Regions from separate parts of the Homo sapiens genome. Here region 1 is linked to region 2. Evidence: read pairs that join two places in POLR2A ChIA-PET (ENCODE). Cell type or tissue: CD4-positive, alpha-beta T cell. All regions are shown on one strand.

Evidence for each region. ChIA-PET counts read pairs that join two places held together with the same protein. Peaks named below come from ENCODE experiments on the same cell type or tissue, not always from the same donor. Only the 100,000 strongest peaks of a DNase experiment are listed, where the experiment ranks them.
Region 1: POLR2A ChIA-PET joins it to region 2 with 10 read pairs; 5 of 35 experiments call an interaction of 5 or more read pairs at or near these places.

Annotation. Positions count from the first base shown.
Region 1 is chr2:100,577,041-100,585,040 of GRCh38, forward strand. It overlaps the pseudogene LOC124906187. Among named protein-coding and RNA genes, the nearest start is that of PDCL3, 18 kb to the left of the region's middle. In CD4-positive, alpha-beta T cell, no CTCF peak of the experiment used is centred here; a DNase peak (open chromatin) is centred at 3,971; H3K4me3 peaks cover 1,024 bases; H3K27ac peaks cover 1,761 bases.
Region 2 is chr2:100,640,400-100,648,399 of GRCh38, forward strand. LOC107985814 (a long non-coding RNA gene) reads right to left here. Exons shown (of 4, transcript XR_001739199.1): 3 at 5,843-5,900; 4 at 1-1,202. Among named protein-coding and RNA genes, the nearest start is that of LINC01868, 36 kb to the right of the region's middle. RefSeq lists enhancers at 1,891-2,391, 2,392-2,892. In CD4-positive, alpha-beta T cell, no CTCF peak of the experiment used is centred here; DNase peaks (open chromatin) are centred at 302, 3,232 and 3,832; H3K4me3 peaks cover 741 bases.

The DNA of each region.
Region 1 (8,000 bases), 63 kb before region 2:
ATGTGTTTTCTTGTTAAAATAGTTTATCTCAGACTGTTAACTAATTTTTTTTTTTTTTTGAGATGGAGCTTTTCTGTGTTGCTGAGGCTGGAGTGCAGTGGCACAATCTCAGCTCACTGCAACCTCCACCTCCCGGGTTCAAGCAATTCTCCTGCCTCAGCCTCCTGAGGAGCTGGGATTACAGACGTGCACCATCACGCCCATCTAATTTTTGTACTTTTAGCAGAGACGGAGTTTCATCATGTTGGCCGGGCTGGTCTCGAACTCCCAACCTCAAAACTCCTGATCCACCCGCCTCGGCTTCACAAAGTTTTGAGATTACAGGTGTGAGCTACCATGCCTGGCCTGTTAACTAATTTTGATTACTATAAGAAGACATTAAATTTATGGAAATATATAAGCATACACATAAATAAACTGTTAATAAACTCATTTTGTGGTTCATAAGTACGATCACGTATGTGAGATGTGCCCCCCTCAAATATCGTTAGGCTGTTGGCACATTACCCATATGACATGAAAAAACAACGTATCAAGATGTTTTGTGAGCCAGATCCTGTATTTCTCACTTAACAAACATTGATACTGAACAATTAGGAAATATTATTTTCTGATATTTGTGTTGAATGATGTATTACTTAGTGCTGGTTTGAATCTGAAATAAGAATCAGCATGGATTTCTTTTAGATTATGTTGTAAAATTTATTTTTGCTTTAATTCAAAGAATGACAAGCAACTTGGACCCATTTTATCAGAAGTATCTGTCTTAGATATTTGGATTCCACCCCCTCCTTTTTTTTTTTTTTTTTTTTAAATAGAGATGGAGTCTCCCTGTGTTACCCAGGCTGGTCTTGAGCTCCTGGGCTCAAGTAATCCTGCCATCTTCGACTCCCAAAATGTTGGGATTACAGGTGTGAGTCACTGCACCCCGCCCACATACACTAGAGCCAGCACTGCCAATAACATATTCCCTGGTGGTGTACTTTGAAAGTGTTTCATGGAATTGCAGGGTTGGAACAAATTTGGTCAGTCCTCTTACTTGGATGCTGGTTCCGTGGGGTTTGTAGGAGAGCTACCTTCTTAGATTTTGGTCTTGGTAGCTGACATGAGATCTTGAGGGAAGAGCAAAGGTGGAAAGTTCAATTCTGCATGTGCCTGAGAGCCTTAATGTGCACATTTACAAAGAAAAAAAGGTGGTGCATGAACAGGGGGCAGCGTCCACAGTGACAGATAAGAGCTTGAGTCCACTATGAAGCCCACACAGGATCTAATTCTAAATTATTAGCTGTGCCACTTCAATCAAAGTGTGAAAACTGCACCTCATAATTTTGTCTGCACACCAGATGAAGGCATTTAGTTCGAGCACAGCAAAAGCTCAGGTGCCTGTGGCATTGGCAAATGAGCCCTGATTAATTCTCGGAGACTTCCCTGTAATACTATTATCTTCTTTCTAATTCCTTTGGCACATTAGTGATACGACAGAGGTGTAAGACTTGGTGCTTAAGCACTGAGTTCCCCCAGTTCCACAGCAGGAACACAGCAGTGACCAGTGGGGGACACAAGGACACCTGGAAGCTGTCTTCTGTGCTTGGAGGGAAGGGTTGTGGGGAAAGGTTAAGCCGGTGCTAGGTAGCCACCCCCCCGCCCCCACTTTTTTTTTTTTTTTTTTGAGACAGGGTCTCCAGTTGCCCAGGCTGGAATGCAGTGGCATGATCTCATCTCACTGCAGCCTCAACTTCCCAAGTTCAAGCGATTCTCCCACCTCATCCTCCTGAGTAGCTGGGACTACAGGTGAGCACCACCATACCAGGCTAATTTTTTTTTTTTTTTTTTTTTTGTATTTTATGTTGAGACAGAGTTTCACCATGTTGCCTGCCTGGTCTCAAACTCCTGGGCTCAAGCGATCCACCCGCCTCAGCCTTCCAAAGTGCTGGGATTACAGTTGTGAGCCACTGTGCCCGGCTGGGGTAGCCCTTTCTTAAGTGATTGGTGGGAAATGGTTCCAGAAAATTGGGATAATAAATGATTGGGAATAGTGAAATTGATAGGATTGTATAATCAAATACTTCCTTCTTTTGTGGAGGAGAGAAAGGATGTGGATAGATGACATACACCTCCTTCATTGCACACCTAACTTCACCTTCTCACGCCCTGAGTCATTGCTTCTGCAGAGACCTACAGCTGAGCCGCTTCCTGGTGGTTCAGAAGGACTTCAGAAAGTTGCGCTGGGCTGGGCGAGGTGGCTGATGCCTGTAATCCCAGCACTTTGGGGGGCCAAGAGGGGCAGATCACCTGAGGATAGGAGTTTGAGACCAGCCTGGCCAACATGGTGAAACCCCAACTCTACTAAAAATACAAAAAATTAGCAGGGCATGGTGGCACAACGCCTGTAATCCCAGCTACTTGGGAGGCTGAGGCAGGAGAATCACTTAAACCCGGGAGGTGGAGGTTGCAGTGAGCCAAGCACACCACTGCACACTCCAGCCTAGGTGCCAGAGTGAGACTCTGTCTCAAAAAAAAAAAAAACAACAAAAAAAAAAAACAGTTCTGCTGGCTATGAAAGGCATCTATGAGAGAGATGGAAGGGCAATTTAGAAGGGTGTCCCTCTGTCATCAGGGAGGGCCAAAAGTTTTTTTTTTTTTTTTTTTGGCATTTATTACCTCCAGCTTTAAACTCAACCTTCTTATATAATCCCAAATATATATATATATATATATATATATTTTTTTTTTTTTGAGACGGAGTCTTGCTCTGTTGCCCAGGCTGGAGTGCAGTGGCGTGATCTTGGCTCACTGCAAACTCCGCCTCCTGGGTTCACACCATTCTCCTGCCTCAGCCTTCCGAGTAGCTGGGACTACAGGCGCCCTCCACCACGCCCCACTAATTTTTTTGTTGTTGTTGTATTTTTAGTAGAGATGGGGTTTCACCGTGTTAGCCAGGATGGTCTTGATCTCCTGACCTCGTGATCCACCAGTCTCGGCCTCCCAAAGTGCTGGGACTACAGGTGTGAGCCACCGCGCCCAGCCTATAATCCCAAATCTTGACCAACTACCTTTCAGGTATGGCAGGCAACAAGTGTTGTGACTGCAGCGCCTGCGTGAGAAACATGCTCCCATGAAAGGGGCCGGGTACAGTGACTCACACCTGTAATCCCAGCACCTTGGGAGGCCGAGGTGGGTGGATCACCTGAGGTCAGGAGTTCCAGGCCAGCCTGACCAACATGGTGAAACCCCATCTCTACTAAATACAAAAATTAGCTGGGCATGGTAGCGCCCTATAATTCCAGCTACTTGGGAGGCTGAGGCAGGAGAAGTGCTTGAACCTGGGAGGTGGAGATTGCAGCGAGCCAAGATTGCGCCACTGCACTCCAGCCTGGGCAACAAGAGTGAAATTTTGTCTCCAAAAAAAAAAAAAGAAAGTGCTTTTGTCCTGCTTACAGAAACCAGCTATTACTCACAGATATAACCTTAGAGACAGGTGGCTGTCAGTCTCAAGTGAAGATGTGCCTGTTTCCAAGTCCCCTCCCTCCCTCTCTGCTTTTGACCACATTCTCTACCCCATTCTTTGCTTCAGTAATCATCCGTCTTGATTTCCGCTTCTCCCTGGACATGGGGCCTTCAGGTAGTAACAGTGTTAGGGTCCTGTGGCAGAGAGTGCTGGTTGCCCACCAGTATCCAGGATTCTCCCCCTCTACTCCAGTGGCAATGGGACCCGCTGGAAGAGTAAACCCCGGCCTCTCTTGAGCTGTGGGTGGTTGGCTGGGAGTTCAGTTCTGGGCAAGCTGCTACTAGGAGGAACAGACAACTGTCATGTGCCCTTTGTGGGCTTAACCCCCTTCCTTCTACTTTCTGACGGAAGTGTGCATGCGACTGCAGCCTGCGTGGGCCGTGAGGTATTTATACATAGAGGCAAAGCAGTAAGGACAATATTCCCAAAGATGCTGTGGAGCCACTATATCCCAGCCCTTGACTGTCCTCTCTGGACTTCTGTCATTAGGAAAGACGTAACTTCCGTCTTGGTCTCTGTTAGTAGCAGCTGATGCATTTCCTGATAAAACCACCCGTCAAAGAAAACCTCAAACAAAACATTCATTCTAGCTTTCTACTGCCCGATGCTGAATTACTTGACATAACACAAGAGTACTCTGTATTCCCTGCCTCTAGCTGTCACCATTGCCTTTCAGTAACTTCATGGGCCCGGCTTTTGGACTTCCATTTCCAGCACTTGAGGAACACTAAAAAACCCACCTGATGATGACTCAAGCTGTTGGAGAAAACTTATTTTTAAATGTTATGTTCTTAACTGTTTCACTGAGTTGGTAAGAAAGGAAAACATTCTGAGAGGCCAAACACAAAGTGAAAGCAGAACTTCAGGAAGGTAAGGGGGCATTCAACTTTTCTCCCTAGGGATACAAACCAAATCTTAGTGATGCTGTGCTTCTATTAGGATGGACTTGTGGGGCCCAGGTGACAGGGGATTAGCGTGGGGAGTGCCTAAGTTGGGGGTCTGATTAGGAAGTCTCTGTGCAAACAGCTGGAATCCCAAAAGATTGCATTCAGTGTTAGGGGAAACTGGCACTAGCTGGAAGAGAACATAGTTGTCTCTGAGATGCCAACTACAAGCCTTCCCTCATGCAGGTTTGTAGTTCTAATTCTCATGCTACATCAGGTCTAAAATCCTCTCAAACCAGGTTCTCAAAGAGGCCCTAGGCTGGGCGCGGTGGTTCATGCCTGTAATCCTAGCACTTTGGGAGGCCGAGGAGGGTGGATCATCTGAGGTCAGGAGTTCCAGAACAGCCTGGCCAACATGGTGAAAACCTGTCTCTACTAAAAATATAAAATTAGCTGGGCGTGGTGGTGGGCGCCTGTAATCCCAGCTACTTGGGAGGCTGAAGCAGGAGAATCACTTGAACCTGGGAGGCAGAGGTTGCAGTCCAGCCTGGGCAACAAGAGCAAAACTCTGTCTAAAAAAAAAAAAAAAAAAAAAAAAAAAAGAGAAAGAAAGAAAGACATCCTAAGCTGGTAGTACCTCTTAGTTCACGGCCAAAGCAACTGCATATCTATGCTAGAGCACACCTTTGATTTAGCCTCAAATGCTCTCCACAGATAAAGCCCCAGCCGGGCACAGTAGCTCACGCCTGTAATCCCAGCACTTCGGGAGGCTGAGGCGGACGGATCACAAGGTCAGGAGATCAAGACCATCCTGGCTAACACGGTGAAACCCCGTTGCTACTAAAAAATACAAAAAATTAGCTGGGCGTGGTGGCGGGCACCTGTAATCCCAGCTACTTGGGAGGCTGAGGCAGGAGAATCACTTGAACCTGGGAGGCAGAGGTTGCAGTGAGCTGAGATTGCGCCATTGTACTCCATCTTGGGCAGCAAGAGCAAAACTCTGTCCCCCCTCCCCCCAAAAAAAGGCCGGGTGCGGTGGCTCACGCCTGTAATCCCAGCACTTTGGGAGGCCAAGGCGGGTGGATCACGAGGTCAGGAGATGGAGACCATCCCGGTTAACATGGTGAAACCCTGTCTCTACTAAAAATACAAAAAATTAGCCAGGCGTGGTGGCGGGCGCCTGTGGTCCCAACTGCTCCGGAGGCTGAGGTAGGAGAATGGCGTGAACCCGGGAGGCGGAGCTTGCAGTGAGCCGAGACTCCGTCTCAAAAAAAAAAAAAAAAGAAAAAGATGCCCTAAGCTGGTAGTACCTCTGAGCTCATAGCCAAAGCAACTGCGTATCTATGCTAGAACACACCTTTGATTTAGCCTCAAACTCTCTCCTAGAAGCTCCAAGAACATGAGCTTCTAGTAAAAATATCACAAACCCACAAAATCACAGGATGCCACAGATAAGGCATCCTGAATGAAAGCCAGCAGAAAACAGACAGCACAGCCAGACCTGCAAAGACAGGAGAGAGGAATTTTCAGACATAAAATATACGATGAATGTTTTTTATATGTTATATAAAAGTGTAAAAACGTATAAAAAAGTTTTTTATGTTATATAAAAGTGTAAAAAAAAAGAGTACCTTAGATAAAAATGAATTCCTTAAAAAAATAACTAACAGAACAGCGAATTAATGAACTAGAAAGCAGAGCCAATTCCCCCGAAGCACAGGGTCAAATGGGTGGGACAAATTTTAAATGTTACATTTAAAATCTGTGATCCTGGCTGGGTGTGGTGGCTCACGCCTGTAATCCCAGCACTTTGAGAGGCTGAGGCAGGCAGATCACTTGAAGTCAGGAGTTTGAGACCAGCCTGGCCAACATGGTGAAAGCCTGTCTCTACTAAAAATACAAAAATTAGCCAGGTGTGGTGCACACCTGTAGTCCCAGCTACTCTGGAGGCTGAGGCAGGAGAATCACTTGAACCTGGAAGGTGGAGGTTGCAGTGAGCTGAGATAGTCACGCCACTGCACTCCAGCCTGGGCACGGAACGAGATTCCATCTCAAAAAAAAAAAAAAATGTGGTCTTGTGTTAATTTGCTAAGAAAAAAGATGTGGAAGACTGAGGTTTTCTTGCATGTCTCAGATAAACTTTAGGAGAGAACTGGAAGTAGAAAGTATTTGAAAAGATAAAGACATTTTCCAGAATTGATGCAAGCCACCAATTCACAGATTTGGAAACTTACACACATCCCAAGTGAGTTAAATAAAATAAATCCATACCTCCATATATATTGAAGCTGCAGGATATCAGGCAGTGACAAAAGTCAGACCACCTATGAGATAGTAACGATGAGGCTTACTGACTTCCCAACAGCAGGAAGGAAAGCCAGAAGACAGTGGAATAGTGTCATCAATGGCTTAAGGGAAAAAGCAGCTCTTAACCCAAAGTTGTTTATAGCCAGTGAAGCTGTATTGTAGGGATGAACTAGAATGAACTAGGTGAAATAGACATTTCAGACATAGAATAGATGTGTTTGTCACCAATGGACACTCACTAAAGGAAAGTTAAGGAATTTGCTGCCAAGAGTGGTGGCTCACACCTGTAATCTCAGCACTTTGGGAGGCCGAGGTGGGCAGATCACCTGAGGTCAGGAGTTCCCAAGAGCAGCCTGGCCAACCTGGTGAAACCTCATCTCCACTAAAAGTACAAAAATTAGCCGGATGTGGTGGTGGGCACCTGTAATCCCAGCTACTTGCAAGGCTGAGGCAGGAGAATCGCTTGAACCCGGGAGGCGGAGGTTGCAGTGAGCTGAGATCGTGCCACTGCACTCCAGCCTGGGAGACAAGAATGAAGTTCCGTCCAAAAAAAAAAAGGGAATTTGCTTTGTGCAGAAAGATGATGAGCTGATGTAAGGTCTAAGGTTCAAGAAAGCATGTTGGCCAAAAAAGGGGAATGGAAATCTTAATGAACATTGACTTCACATAGTAATGCAAAGTCTGTCTTCTTTGGGACATAAAGAACAAAATACAACTAAAAAACAGGACAAAAGAGTACACAAGCTGAAGGAGGATAAACTGGAGTTCAAGCATTCTTAGACCTTTACAAAGTATTCAAGAGTTTGGCAAACTTATGCATGTTAAAAATATTTTTTTCAAGGTAACAGTAAAAGAAAAAAAATTGAGTGTATAACTTTGAAAGTAATGGGGGAAAAAATCTCAGTTAATTCAAAAGAAGACCAGATGGAAGAATAAAAAGAAACAGAAAAGCAGGTCTTAGAAAGTCCAAAATAAGATTTTAGAAGGAAATCTAAAACAGTAATCACAGTAAACATAAATAGATAACACTCTTAATAGTCTTACCATACGATCCAGCAATCATGCTCCTAGGTATTTACCCAACTACTTGAAAACTTAAGTTCACACAAAACCTGCACACAAATGTTTATAGCATCTTTATTCATTATCGCTCAAAACTGGAAACAATCAAAACATTCATCAATAGATGAATGTATAAACACACTGTGGTATATCAGGACAATGGTATCTGCTTCAAAAGGAAATGCGCTATCAAACCACACACACACACACAAAACGGATGCTAAGTGAAATGAGCCAGT
Region 2 (8,000 bases):
GATTCTCTTGTTCCTGTTCTACTGAGGATCCTCGAGGTGACCTATATTGTATAGAACCTGGATTGAGAGGCTGCTCACCCCACTGGGCACAATTATCATTTCAAAATGGAATTCCAAGGTCACGTGGTTAGCGTATGAAAGGCTCAGACACGGGCATTCATTGGTAAGTCAGCTGTGGCAGCAGCCGTCTCTGCACAAAACATTTCCCCCTTGAAAAATCTCACGCAAGTTCAAAATAGCTTTACACAATACTTGTGCTTCTCCCAGAGATGTTTTTTCTTTTTTTTTTTAATCCTTGACCTACTTTTTCTGTATGTGCAATACACCTAATGAGTAATAACGACTTCAGAGAGGGTAGCACCAGGGGAAACAAAACTGAATGAATGCCTTGAGAGAATGACTCGGGAGCCCTCAGACTCAACGGACTTTCTTCTCAGGGCAGAAACGAGGGCGTTCGTCTGAACTGTAGGTTTGCTGAAGATTCCTATGGCTGGACGATGCCCCGGCGAAATAGTCAGGATATGACAGAGGTGGCTAGCAGTGGGAGCCAGACAGAGGGACTGACACACACGTGCACACACTTGCACACACTCACACTCTCACGCACACACGTGTTCACAAACCCACCCTATCCCCACCCAAGCTAGACGGTGCTGTAAAGAGAATGCTTTGGGGTCTGGAACGTTCGCTGCCATCTAAAAATGCTCTTCTAAAACAGACTCTGTCAATGACGGGATCCGCACAGAAAGGGAACACGCTTCTCCGCCTCTGGAGTCATAAACCCAAACCCCAGAAGGCTCGGGGGAGGAGAGAAGTGGCCACAGACTTCACTCACACATCGCTCTCCAGTCTGTGCACAGCAAAAACAGCTGCTGCCTCAGCCCCTGAGTGTACGTCAGTCCCTTTGAATGGGAAATCAGAAAAGGTGTCCTTCTAAGCCGGAGATGGGATTCTTGAGAATTACATGAATAAGCGTCTCTTCTCTCGAAACCATCGGCCACTTTTCTTCAGCAAGATTTTTCCCCTAAGCAGGCCTCTGTGATGGAGGAAACACGCAGAGCTGCACTTGCTGAGTCTCTGTCAGGAGCAGGCACTGGGCTGGGGTGATTTCGAACCTCGCAGACGAGTTCAAATCCCACCTCCAGCAGTTGTGGGCTATGAAGTCTTGGGCAAGTCACCTTCTTGAGCCTTAATTTCCATGCCTGTTAAAAGATGATCATAACATCTGACTTCAGTATGGTGAGGGTTAATGATAACTGATATGAAGCCACTTCACACAGAGAATGCTCTCAATAAACGGTAGCTATGGTGATAAGCAAGGCATGGTCCCTGCATTGAGGAAGATGCAATTCGGTGGCCTTGAGGTCAACTCCAAGCCTGCTGGGATTGAGCTGGACCCTGAGGCTTCCTCAGCCCATGACTAGGACCAGGAAGCAAAGCTGTGTGTAGCAGGTGTGGCGGAATGATTGCATTTCAGCTCCAATTTCTCATACCCAATATTTCAGCAGGCAACTTGCTTGACTTTACCCTGCCCCCCTGGCTTTTGTTTGTCTGGAACCCTAAGCTTCTCAAAGGAGAGAGAGAGAGAGAGCGCACCTAGTTCTGGAAAAGAATAGGATAGAGGCTCTCATGAGGATAGACCCTCAGAGGAGAAACACTGTGTGTCCTTCGGGGTCTTGACCCCAGCCCTTGTGGCTGCCAGCATCATCTGAGGGCCCTGGTCCCCTGTGGCCTGGAAGCAGCAGAGTCCCCCCTGTAAAGGACCCCGTGCATGGGGAAAGGACCCCGTGCATGGGGATGAGCTCCTCAGAGGCAACTCCAGGACCTGAAGGCCTGTGGTCTCACCCCTATTTCCTGCCACTTCAAAAGCTGCCTGGTTCTTGTGCCACCCTGGGGGATGGAGGTTGGGGGGTTTGAATAGGGATGGAAAGTAAATATTAGGCCTCTAAGTCAGATTCAACTTGCTTATTCCCACACCTGTGCTCACCTCTGGGAGACACCAGGTTCTCTTCCTGACTGAGGGAGCTGAGTCCTCTGAGGGCTCCTGCCTCCCCCAGAGGGCTGTGAGGCATATGCGGACCTGGGCTCCCAAAGCTGGGCCAAGGAAAACGACCTCTTTCCATGCTTCAACGTCCTGGAAGCTCAGGGAAGTCAGGGCCTGTCTCCTGGCTCAGCAAACACAGCAGGTCTCATTCAAACAGAGCGAGACTACCCCTGCCGGCTGCCTGCCCACAGTGCTCCTGTGGTCGGTCCAAGGCTGCACTGACTCTAGCTTTGTCCTCTCCCCACTGCTGTGCCCATCCCTGACCCTCCTGGGCCAGCTTCAGGTCCCCAGAGCACACCCCTGCTGACCCCTGCTTCGGTGTTGGTACCACTGCAGAGCCAGCAGGCAGGAGGAGCCAACCGGTAGGGGAAATAGCAGGGCAAAGGAGGGAAGACGAGCTGGAACATTTGCCCTGGGGTCAGAGGTCTCCACGCAGACAAGTGCAGCTGGACTAGTTTGCTAGGGCTGCCATGACAGGGTGCCAGGCAGGGCAGCTTAAACAACATTTATTTCTCCCACAATTCTGGAGGCTGGAAGTTCAACAGCAAGGTGTCAGCAGGACTGGTTTCTTCTGAGGCCCCTCTCCTTGGCTCGTAGATGGCCATCTTCATGTTCTAATAGGGAGACCAGCCATACTATATTAGGGCCCACCCTTGTGACCCCATTTTACCTTAACCACCTCTTTCAGGACCCAATCTCCAAATACCGTCACCATCTGTGGGTACTGGGGGTTAGGACTTCACCATGTGAATTTGCTGGGGGACAACATTCAGCCCATAACAGGATCACTGACTGAAACCCTAAGGGGCTGCATGATTTTATTTTCCTCATAGAGAAAAAATCCAGGCCTTCTAGAAAGCTTGACCTTGTTTCTTTCCTTCTTGTTTTGTTCTGTTGTGTAATTAGGGAAAATACTAGAAAAAAAGGAAGGAGTCATATATATATATATATATATATATATATGTATATATACACACACACACATACACACACGCATGTGTTATCATTTTCATTCAATAAAAATATATTTTATTTATTTATTTATTTTATTTATTTATTTTTTGAGAGAGGTTCTGGCTCTGTCACCCAGGCTGGAGTGCAGTGGTGTGATCCTGGCTCACTGCATTCTCAGTCTCCTGAGCAGCTGGAACCACAGGCATGTACCACCACACCCAGCTCTTTTTTTTTTTTTTTTGCGGGTGGTGGGAGGAGAGAGAAGCTCTCACTGTTGCCTAGGCTGGTCTTGAACTCCTGTGCTCAAGTGGTACTCCTGCCACGGCTTCCCAAAGTGCTGGGATTACAGGCATGAACCACCGTGCCTGGTCTCAATGTGTTTTTAGTTGACTTAGAAGAGACCAAATAGCCCCAACCAGGCTGTTTTCCAACTACAAATGAGGATAGGCTCCTGCTAACTGACTCTCCTAGAGGTATCTTTTTTTTTTTTTTTTGGCCCACAGATCAGTGTCTTAACCCCACCCCCTCTGAGATCACCATTCCTTTCATAGGTTTAGCATTAGACCACCCACCACCCCTGCTCCCTTCCTCTCCTCTGTCCCTTCAGGAGGGGAGACCCCATCCCTCCCTGGGAGTTGGCCCATGTAAGGATAGCTGATCGCACCCCCAAGTGGGGTTAGACCATCACTTTGCTACCTCTTATCTCAGCATCAGATCAGCGCTTTCATCAGAATAGGGCCCTACTGTGTGCTCCATTTCCCAAACCCTCTCAGATACATTTGATCTTTGCACGTTTGATCTTTGTGTCTGCGGGAGGAGGAAGGAAGTGAACTTTTACTGAGCTTGCTCCACATTTTAGGCTTATTGTTAGTGGTTTTTGCATCTGTGGTTTCTTTAATCATCATGTCAACCTATGGCATGATTGTGTATCAGAAAAAAAAAAGTTATTATTCTGTGTAACCCTCAACTCAACCCCACCCCACTGATGTGCTGCAGAGGGTAGGGTGCAGTACCAGAGACGTCTGAATATTAATCTATAGAACACATTGATCTACAAGTCACGTTGATCTACAGAACAAAGGGCATGGAGAGCTCAGGAAGAAGAAAATATTTGAGAGTGTGGTGGGGGATGGTGGGGAGTGGAGAGAGAGCCGGTATCCTGTGGAATACAACTTTGAAGAGAGTTTTAGAAAGCCTTGCTGGGGATGTCTGGTGCATTCCGCTCCCTGCTTTGTTATAAAAGAGGATTTCTGACTTGCCTATTTGTGTTTCCTTGGGGGGTATCAGAGTTCAGGCATTGGGCTTGTTACACTCAGGTACAGTTGCTATGAGCACCATTTTATAAATGAGGAAACTGAGGCTCAGAGAGATGAAGTCATTGTTGGTCAGTGAAAGACCCACAGATTAACTTCCAGTTTGTCTAACTGCAGTCACCTGACTGGTTCTTCCTTTCCACAGCGCAGACAAAATCAGCTCACTGAGGCCACGGTATTGCAATAGAGAAAGAGTTTAAATGACGTGAGGCTGACCCACGTGGGAGAACTGGAGTTATTACTCAAATTAGTCTCTCCAAAAGCTTGGATATTAGGGTGTTTTGGATAATTTGGTGGGCAGGGGGCTAGGGAATGGCTGCTGCTGATTGGTTGGGGATGAAATCACAAGGGTGTGGAAAATGGTCCTCGTGCACTGAGTCTGCCTCTACATGGGAGCCACAAGACCTGTTGAGCCATGAGTCATGAGTCCTGGTGGGGTCAGTCTGAAAGATATCTCAAAAACCAATCTTCAGTTCTACAATAGCGATGTTATTTATAGGAGCAATTGGAAAAGTCACAAATCTTGTGACCTCTGGCCACATGACCCCTGAGCAGTAAGGGATTCTAGAAACTATGCCTGTCTTGTCAGAATTCAGGCCCCTCTCTCTCATAATCTTAACCTTGTGACCTTTCATTAGTTTTACAAAGGTGGTTTAGTTTGGGGAAGGGCTATTATCACCTTTGCTTTAAATGTAAACTATAAACTCAATTCCTCCCAAAGTTAGCTTGTCCTATGCCCAGGAATGACCAAGGACAGCTTGGAGATCAGAAGCAAGATGAAGTCAACTATATCAGATTTCCTACTGTCATAAATTTTGCAAAGGCCACAAAGGCCGTTTTGCAATGTAGTACATGGTCGACACTTCATTAATATTTATTTGAGCCCATTTACTTTTTCACATTTTGGCCAGTTAGGAAACAGAGGCATTACTGAGTATTTGGCATTCCCCAGGCCAACCAGCCTTCTGAAGTCCTTAGAGGTGAGAGGACCACCTCCTACTCTTGGCACTAACTGTGCTGTGCTTTGCACACAGAGTTTCATCAATTCCTGGCATCTCCATCCAACTCCCTCTTCTTAACTTGGTCTGGACTTTCTTAAGTCTCAGGAAGGATGTCATCCATTGATTTTACACTGTAGAATGCACACACAGTTACTCTGTGATTTTTCACATTTTCAAGTATTTCCCACTTGCTTTTTATCAACAATGATGTAATAAGACACACTTCTGTAAGTTCTGTTTCCAGGGAGAAGAATGGAAGCTTTGATTTCCTCTCTCAGCTTGACCAGAAAAAAACAGGTCCTAAAAGCCGGCATTCTTTAACTCCAGTGCTAATAATTCCCACTCCTTATTGTGTTTTTAAACCAAAGGGTCAGGTGAAAAAGTAAAGCAAAAATTGCCCCAGAAATCCAAAGAGGGTGGATCTCACATTCAGAGGCCTGCGGGGAACAAAGCCCTGCAGGGATAGACGGTGAGGCCTCCCGCACTGAAGGATGCCAGCTGGAGTCAATGCGGCTGAGTGCTGCACTTACCTCCCAGGGAACAGTGCTCTCCTGACCTTGAGCTCCTCCTTCCTCCCACAGGGGATGCCTGACGGAAGAGGGAGAAAGAAAACTGCTCAAGCAGGGCTCAGATTCTGTCACCTTCTAGCAGAGCTGGCTTAGGAAACAGCGAATTGTGAGCTATAATTTCAGGGATGCTTGGAAGACGCCCTCCCTCAAGCTAAATTATTTCTAGAATTTCCACCATCAACGTTTATTTCTTGGGTAGATGGATTATCTCCCATCAACGTGCAAATGTACCTTGAAAGTTATCACTTGTGCACAGGGAGAACTAATGGGTAGATGGAAGATTCTGGAACTAGACCTGTGTTCTTATCCTGGCTCTTCCATCTCCTACCTGAATGACCTTGTACCAGTACCTGACCTCTCTGAGCATGGGTGTGCTCATGTGACCCTGCCTCATAGAGGTAATGGACTTAAAACCACTTAGGCATAATGCATGCTGGATAAATACTGGCTGCATCCCATCCAATTTAATATGTTGTGTTATCATTTTCATTCAATTCCATGTAGTTTTAAATTTCCTTTGAGAACATTGTAATTCAGAGCCTAAACTCTGAGAGTTAGACTGTCAGGATTTAAATGCCACCACCTCTGCCACTTGCTAGCTGCAAGACCTTGGGCAAGTGAATTAATGGTTCTGTGCCTCAGTTTTCTTTTATGTAAAATGGAATCAAAATTATACCTCCCTCATAAGATTGTGGAGACCAATGACTTGATATAGATAAAGCACTTGGAACAGTGTGTGGCACTTACTACATGAGTATATATTATCTTTAAGCCATCAGTCATTGCCTCTTTCATGCGAATTACCTCATGAGCACATTTCCATTTTGATAGTTAAGCTAAGTGTTTTAAAGAAAACTACATTTTTTTTTTTAGCGTAAATGTTAAGTGGATAAATATTCCCTTGTTTCTTTTGGATTCTTTCCCCTTAGATGTCTTTGGTATATACATTCTCCTTCTCTTCCAATTCCCCAACCCCAAAACCAAAAAACTCCACTGTTGTTTACCTGTTAAAATGACTTACCCTATTAAGTTATAGAACCCAGCAGACATTCCCAAGACAAGATCAAGGTAGCTGGAAGACTACCTCAGAGACAAGCCAGCTACATGATATGTCCTGTACATCTTTAACTTAGCAGTGCCTAGAGGGTCAGAGCAGCAAATACTGCCCTCACTGGCCAGATGATGCTGAAGTGTCTAGGGGACTTGGGATCACTTCCATGTGTTCTTACCACTGTCCCCAAAGATGTGTCTGACTTGCGAAAAATGAAAAAAGCAGCCTGGCTACAAGCTTAGGGGGTCAGATTTGACCTAGTGTTATTTTTTTTCAAACAGTGCCCCTTGGCTCTCTGGGGTTCATGGGAGGAACTCTAAGGATTCTTGAAAATAAAGCCTAATTATTGAAAATAAAGTTCTATGACAGAACTCAGTGTCTCATTTCATTTTACCAGACCCTCCCCCAGCAACCAATCTATAAAATAGAGAAAATTTGTTATTGGCAGAGTCATACCCCCTCTTTTTCATCCCCCTGATGTGGGCAGGACAAGTCTTGGGGTGCCTGCTACTCCCATAGTCCTCTTCCCATGAGTTCCTCCCACTGTGGGCTGCCATGTTGGAACCATGATCATGTGACCACATGGCCACAGCTGATTGGACAGTGGATAGACAGCATGGCCAGTGCCTATTCTGCAGAATCACTCCTTGGGCAGTATGAATATGAAAGAGAGAGAGGCAACTGAGTGGTTGGTCATGGGAAAAGAAACTGAACCTCCATCAGAGAGAAGTAATACTCAGAAACTACGAGTTGGAGAATCTGTGAATAGGTAGAGGCTGTAACTAGCAGAGGTCAGGAGGTAGAGGAAAGAGAAAGAGTAGGTTGCAAGCAGTCATAGTTACAGGGACAGGAGGCAGGGATATTCTGGGCAGAAGCAGGCGGGTCCCCAGTGAGGGTCCAACCCTCAAGCCTGGAACCACAGCCCAAAGTGAGAACATGCATTCCTGTTTTCCTGCTCAAATGTTGCATTTTCCAAAACCACCCATGGCCTGCCCTGTCTCCCATCTTCTGTCCATAAAAACCCTAGGCTGCACTGTCAGAGAGGAGAAGAGGAGAAGTGCAGGACGT